Linked DNA regions of Mus musculus: region 1 is linked to region 2. A link is a contact called in ENCODE Hi-C or POLR2A ChIA-PET data. All regions are on one chromosome and are shown on one strand. Each heading gives the region's core, a stretch centred on a gene start or an enhancer-like site at or near the end of the contact. The rest is flanking DNA. Distances are from core to core; before and after follow the strand shown. Region 1 holds the start of R3hdm1 (R3H domain containing 1). Region 2 overlaps Rab3gap1 (RAB3 GTPase activating protein subunit 1).

Region 1 (3,417 bases), core at 704-3,203, 160 kb before region 2:
CAGACCTTCCATACAAAGAATTCATGAGACCTAAATATATCACTGCATAAATTGCCAACTAATTATCAAGTTTGGGGAACTATGCTAGGGAATGTATGCTATGGGGACTCAATGGAGAAGCTGAGGGAACTAATCTTCAAAAGCTATGTACTACATTAAAAAAATCAGTAACACATAACCAGATTCCTTCTTAATCCAAGTGAATGGATCTATTTTACTTCTGTATCTACTTGCATTATTTTGAGAACATGGCAGATTCCTAAGGTACTTCTGTGACCCAGAAGAAATAGTCTATTAGTCAAAGCATAGGTTGTTTATTCAGAACCAGTGTTCTCTCTAAAACAAATAAATCTTAGAAATGGGGTGGTCTGTAGCCATGCCTATTATAGATTACAGGGTCCACTAAAGTCATATTCTCCTAGGCTGAAAAAGCAGAGTGGAATTTGAAAAGATGGGCACACTATCAAAATCTGATACAATTATAAGACAATCCCCTAAAATATAAAGACATAAAATCTGAAGAGAATGATATTTCTTCAGTTAAATGGGTAGCTACATGAACTCTACTGATTCAAGTATTATAAGGAAGGGGCTTCGAGGTTGATTTCATCTTTTTATGACTCGATGCTCTTGGAATCAATGACATTTAAATTTAAGAGGTTTCTTTAGCTGGGCGATGGGGGGCCACACCTTTGATCCCAGCTCTTGGGAGGCAGAGACAGGTGGATTCTGTGAGCTCAAGGCCAGCCTGGTCTACATTGTGAGTACCAGGACAGCCAGGGCTACACAGAGAGACCCTGTCCAGGGAAAAAATCTAAAATAAAGGGGAGTATGGTATGAGATTCTTTAACGTGACCCAGCCAAACTATAACCTTAGGAGTGGGATATGTGTGTTTGTGTGTATTCATTCATGCTAGAAATTCTATTTTTACCTCTTCAGAAATGCACCTTATTATTTAGTAAGCAGCACTGCTTTGGAAGATACCTCTTCACCTCTAACTAGTTTAGGGGACTTGCTCTCTCAGGACCCAATTCACAGAAGTCACAACAGCCAAACCCAATTTTGTTTCTCCTTAAAAGCAACTTCAGACAACAGTGACAATCTCTGGTACATAACCACAAGAAGAAAAAAAAAAAAACTTCTAATATACAGGGATGGAAAGGGGGGAGGGGGATTTACATCATAACGTCCCCCGTAGGTTCGTCCATCAACGACCAAGGCTCTGACAGTCATTCAACTTTCTTGCTAATTTCCCCACTGTGTTTTTTCTAGCAGTACGGGCAGTACGGGCACGACGTGCTGTTTCCCTTTTGGTGTGTGTGACAATTCCCCGGAGCGGGGGTATCAGCCCCGGGCATCTGGTCCAGGCCCCGGAGAACAGTTCCGCGAACGGTCCCTGCTCCAGCCTGGCCTGACTATGTTGCTTTTCCCCTCCGTCCTCCCCGGATCTCCAGGGCTCGCAAGAGCAGCAGCTGCAGCAGGGACGCTCGGGAACCTGTCCCCAGCTCCCCCGCTAGGCCTCAAGGGGTTGGCGCTGCACATGGCCCCCAGCGAAGCGGCGGGCACCGCGCGGTGGAGGCGACTAGAGGGCTCGCCTCAGAACCCGACGGCCCCTGGCGGGCCGGAGGAGAGGGGAGGGACGCCGTCTCCTCAGCGCTTAGCTCCCCGGCTGCCTCACTCTCCCGCTCCGTTAGCGCTACCGGTTGGCGGGCGGGGGAGGGGAGCGAGCGCGTTATTCCCGGGGCGCCGCGGGGGAGGGGACAGCATCTCTTACCCGCGTTACTGAGAAGGAGCAGGAGGAGGTGGCGGGAGCGCGGCACAGCGGGGCGACGGCGGGGCCGGCTGGTTGCAAGGTAGAGTCTCACGGAAGGGAATTAACCCCATCACCAGCCCGGACACCGGCTCCAGCGGCAGCCGCGGCGGCAGAATCCCGCCCCTTCCCACCACGCACTGGCCCCGCCTCTCCGTCGCGTTGACGGAAAGCAGCCTACCTCATACGCTAGGTCAACATTAAGTGACATACAAATTATCCAATCAGCGTTTGAAAACCACTTTCGCTCCACCCCCATTATCACTGCGGGACAGCGGGAGAACGGGACTAAGTCTATCTCCACCCACAAAAGAAAAAGAACCAATCCCGGGCAAGTTGTCGTCCCTGAACGACGTAAGAGTCAACCAATGATAAAGCTAGGAGGACAGCCATTTTGCCCACTTGTGAAAGAGCCACCTTTCCCACGAGTAGAATCCTGAGGTGGGCGAGTTCCGGGCGATTTTAATCACTGGAGATGTGGTAGACAACTCTCTTTCTTCAGGGAATGATTATAGAGCTTTTTAAGGATGAAAGGACAATTTTGTCGTTCATGTGGGAAGATGAGAGGAAGGCTTTAAGGATGTGGCTCCGCCCCTTAGCGGTAACGGGTTCCAGGCTGAACACCTGGTTCCTCCAGTCTTAGTGGTGGAGGCAGGGCTTCTGAGCACTTTGGCTCCTGCGACTACAGTTCCCAAGATGCTTTGAGACCCTGTTTTCCTCATTTTGCTTCCGGTAGTGTTTCATGGGAATTGTAGTTCTTGAGAGGTTACGGTGTAACCTCCTTGTCTAGATGAGTAAGAGGAAATTTTTGAATAATTTGGAGTTGAGAATGAAGTCGCAAGGTTCTAGTCAGGTCTTTTCGCATCGCTAAAGGAAGGAGAATATAACAGGGTTGGGAATTTTCTCAACACATTACAATGTTTTAGAGTGCTGGTATTTGAACTCTTCCAAGTCTAGGTCATCCGTTTAACGTCACTTCCGCTTAGTTGAAGACGCTTGCAAAAAGTTTGGCGGGAGTTGAAGATTATGAAGCTAGTGCTGCATTTTGGCGGACTGTATAGGGCAAGAGATGGGAAATTGACTGCACTTTAATTGCGCTATAAGAAAATAGTGGGTAACAGTCGGGCGTGGTGGCTGATGCCTGTAACAGCTGGAAGCTGAAAGGTCGCCGCGAGTTCATAGCCTGGGCTACAGAGTGAGTTTTAAAACAGCTGGGACTACAGAATTCACCTTGTCTAAAATAACCCCCCCCCCCGCACTGCCCCCTCCCCCTAAAAAAACCCATCCAGAAATATGAAATGGCATGGGTGTAATTCTCGAGCCTGTAATGTAATTTTCTACTTTGCTACTTAGTCTTGCAGAGCCAGTGTTTATCAGATCTGTTCACTCTTGAGTTTGTAGAGGATGCTTTAATTTGCCTTTAGCTACTGTCTGTGAAGCAGCATAGGTTCATGTCCTGGAAGGTATTGGAAATTCTGAACTAATTCCTCCCATTTATACAAATAGTCCCCAGAAGTCAGAAGTTGCCTTTGAACAGGATCTTAAAAAAAAAAAAGTCTCCTCCATCATTTTTATGGAGACTTTGTCTTACTACTTTTCTCATAAA
Region 2 (3,264 bases), core at 83-2,582:
CTATGTTCCCAGGATGTGTGTTCAACATGTGCTCGTATGATGTCATTAAATACCATCCCTAACCAGCAACGCAGAGAAGTAAAGTGCAAAGCAGGGGTGCAACCAAGAGGACCGAGAGATCCTACCAGACAGACAGACACACAGACAGACACACAGAGAGAGCTCTAATCTGCAGCTACATTTCATGTACAGATTTATCAGAAGAAATGCATTTGGTTAGTGGCATGGAAAAAATTGAAATTCTAGTCTTTCTCCTAGAATATTCAAATGCTCATGAAACAGCATAATAAAGCTGACCATCCATCTGGTGACTGAATAAACAGAATGCTACGTGGCAGTTTAAAAACACAGATCCTGGGACTAAAGGCTCTACCAGCAAGTGTCCAGAATGTGAGTTAACGGATACTCTACCTTGCATATGGAATACTAGTAAGGATAGCTACTAAGTGTCTACACAGATGACTGTCACAGGAGAATGAACAAACTCTGTCCCCCAAGGTAAGAGGCCTGCTGATGTGAGGTTCCCCTAACACAGGCCACCTCCCCCCAGGTGGAAGTCTCTGACACCTCAAATCTATCCATCTGGCTCAAGCTTGGTACTGGACATGCTTCTGGATGCTGGTGTGACTCCTGCTGCTGGTTCCACAAGGGCGTCTCAGGTGCCCACGGCAGGAGCTGCCGCTCCTCCTCCTCCCCCTAGAAAAAGGAGGTGTCTGAGGAAAAGGCACCCGCGAGTCTGAAGTCCTCCTTGGTGAGTACGCTGTACATACGCTGTGGCAGGGCCTTGGAGTAGGGAGCAGGCCGCGGCACAGTGGCCCTCAGGATCAGCTCCCGGCCTGCAGGTGGTGGGAAGTCTGACACCAAGGTCTGTCTTCTCTCCTCTGGGCAGCCTGATTTCTTAAGCTCCTCCTCTGGCAGAGCCACTGCCGCAGCCTTGAACAGAACAGAACACCAAATTCAAGAGCCAGTCGAAAGCTACATTACCCAAGGGCAGATGGATAAACACAAGAAACACACAATGACCTGTGTCACTTGGAAATGCATTATATCCACTGTGTGTTATGATTGCTCAAAAGAACAAAAACAGAAAAGCAGAAAGCTGGAAAGAGCTTGGGCACTAGTGAGGCAGGCAGAGGTGGGTGACCAGCACTCTGCTCTGAAAAGCAAGGGCATTGGGGCTCCTCAGCAGTGGCAGAGCTGCACTGGTGCCTGCATTTCTGCAGGCAGTGACTCACATCTGAGTTAGACGTTAACAGGACAGACTTACTTTCAAGTCGAGAAAGGCAATTTTATCTCTGCTCTCTCAGCTAGTTCTTTTTTAGATTCTCTTGCCAAATTAGAACCAGGAACACTGGCTTTGACTACTGGGCATCTAATGTGACAGCAAGCTAACAGATGCCCATGGCCATAGCCACAGAGGAAAAGTGCTCAAAGCTGAAGGCATTGCTTGTACATTCAAACTGCACCAGTGCAGCCAATGGGAGCCTTCAGAACGCAATACTGTCCTTCTTTCATGATTCCACTGCTTGGGAAAATTCTTTGGGCAATGGAAACATGAAGTCAAGTTAAGCTGTACAGCCAGAGGGGATGCCACATCCAGCCGGTTAGAGATGGTTAGTTAAGATGACCTTATGAAGTTAGAGGGATGGGGAAGGACAAAGAACTATGAGGGACATAAGGCCATGTTGTTACCTCATCAGAAGATTCAGTCAGCTTGAGAAAGGTGAGAAAAGAAACAGTGATGAAAGGGACCGAGGGAGCTAAGGGCCGGGGCAGACTCGGGGGCACATCAGGAATGGCACGCACTGTGTGGGCATGACTCCATCCAAGGGCACTGAAGGTGCACAGAACCACATCACAGACCACACATGGCCAGCAGAGGCTCAGGCTCATGCATCTGACGGCTCAACAGGTGAAGTGCAGGGTCATTTAATGAGGAAATGACAGAAAACCCTCACTCTTTCAAACAAGATGCTGTTTCAAAAGATGCTTGACAAACCATAAATTTAAGGACAGATGTGTAGAAATAATTCAACTTAGTAAGACCGGAACAAAGCAGTTATTTTTGCTGAATTCTATTTAAATAAGTACATACCCAAACCTATATGGTCTCAGTCAACTTTATTACAGTTCAGAATTCTAATATTTTACACTTTGGGCTTGTGGGAGTGGGGCACTCATGTGTGCATATGCCACAGCACACACATGGAGGTCAGAGGACAGCTTTCAGGAGTGGGTTCTCACCATTTGGTATGTAGCTTCTGGAGAATAAACTGACAAAAGACTTGGCAGCAAGGGTTTACCCCTGTGCCGTGTCACTGGGCCTACAGTTTATAATTTTGAAGAAAAGTTCTAATATGAAGCTAATGTGTGCTATAAAAATTCAGCTACGCCTTAAATATAATTAAATCTTCCTTTGTTAGTAAAACTGGCACAGAGTACCTGCTCACCATGAAAAGTTACATAAAGTCAACAGTTCACTGAGCCAGATAGTGAGAGCTGAGTTAAAACACAACACAACCATGTGCTGGTCATCACATGGGTTCTGAAAGCGCTGACTACTGAGGTAGACTGAGAAGCTGTGCTGTGTGAGATACACTCACAACCTGAGGGTCTTGAGGAGGACCCCTGAGAGGCAGCGTCCGCCTCTTAGATATGATAAACACCGGAAGTAGAAACCATGAGGATCACAGCAGCCCGAGTGATGAAACATCCGTTGGTGTGTAAGACTTAAGTGCTCAAGATTGAAGAAACTATGACTAATCTTTGTTTTTCTAGCAGCTTTGTAGTCAGGGAAGGACCGAGGGGACTGTTCCAGTTTAGGGGAGTAATTCTGATCACCCCAAACAAGCAACACCCTTAACACTAAAGACCTAGACACTTCTGATTTTAAAACTTAATTCATGATTTTCTCAAAAGTTAGTAAAGAGTTGAGTCTTCCCTACTGAGGAGACGCAGCAGCAGGAGTGACAAGGACACTGCTGGTCAGCCTCTGGGTTAGATGGCGGAGAGGTAGAGCTTGTGAGAACAGATCAGAGGACGACAAAGGAGAACAGTGCTGCCTCCTACCCGTCATTAGCGTATAAGCCAATAAGGTAATTCTGTGTTTAGCTTTTAGCATTCAGTCACTGTGTGTGACTGCAATTTTGAGTTTCTCTCTAGGGACGATGCAACTGTTAGTCTATGTTCTGGTTAGTTGTATGTCAACCTGACACAAGTTATAGTCATCTGAGAGGAGGGAGTCTCAACTGAGAAAATGCTTAC

Evidence for each region. Hi-C counts contacts between places; a loop is a spot of excess contacts on that map. ChIA-PET counts read pairs that join two places held with the same protein, here RNA polymerase II (POLR2A).
Region 1: a loop to region 2 is called in a map of adrenal gland, with 1.8 times the contacts of the local background. The contact joins the promoter of R3hdm1 here to the enhancer-like site in region 2. A Hi-C loop is called at or near these places in 1 of 37 maps with a recorded cell type or tissue (adrenal gland). POLR2A ChIA-PET finds 5 or more read pairs at or near these places in 1 of 5 experiments (Patski).

Annotation. Positions count from the first base shown.
Region 1 is chr1:128,101,842-128,105,258 of GRCm38, reverse strand. It overlaps R3hdm1 (R3H domain containing 1), which reads right to left and starts at 1,953. Exons shown (of 27, transcript NM_181750.2): 1 at 1,776-1,953. Zranb3 (zinc finger, RAN-binding domain containing 3) reads left to right here and starts at 2,788. Exons shown (of 21, transcript NM_027678.3): 1 at 2,788-3,006. It also overlaps the pseudogene Gm29383.
Region 2 is chr1:127,940,043-127,943,306 of GRCm38, reverse strand. It overlaps Rab3gap1 (RAB3 GTPase activating protein subunit 1), which reads right to left. Exons shown (of 24, transcript NM_178690.4): 24 at 1-933. The coding sequence ends at 697. Among named protein-coding and RNA genes, the nearest start is that of Gm28800, 19 kb to the left of the region's middle. Within about 2 kb of position 1,332, at least 1 of the 3 ENCODE cell types and tissues checked has a DNase peak (open chromatin) inside an H3K27ac peak, as active enhancers do.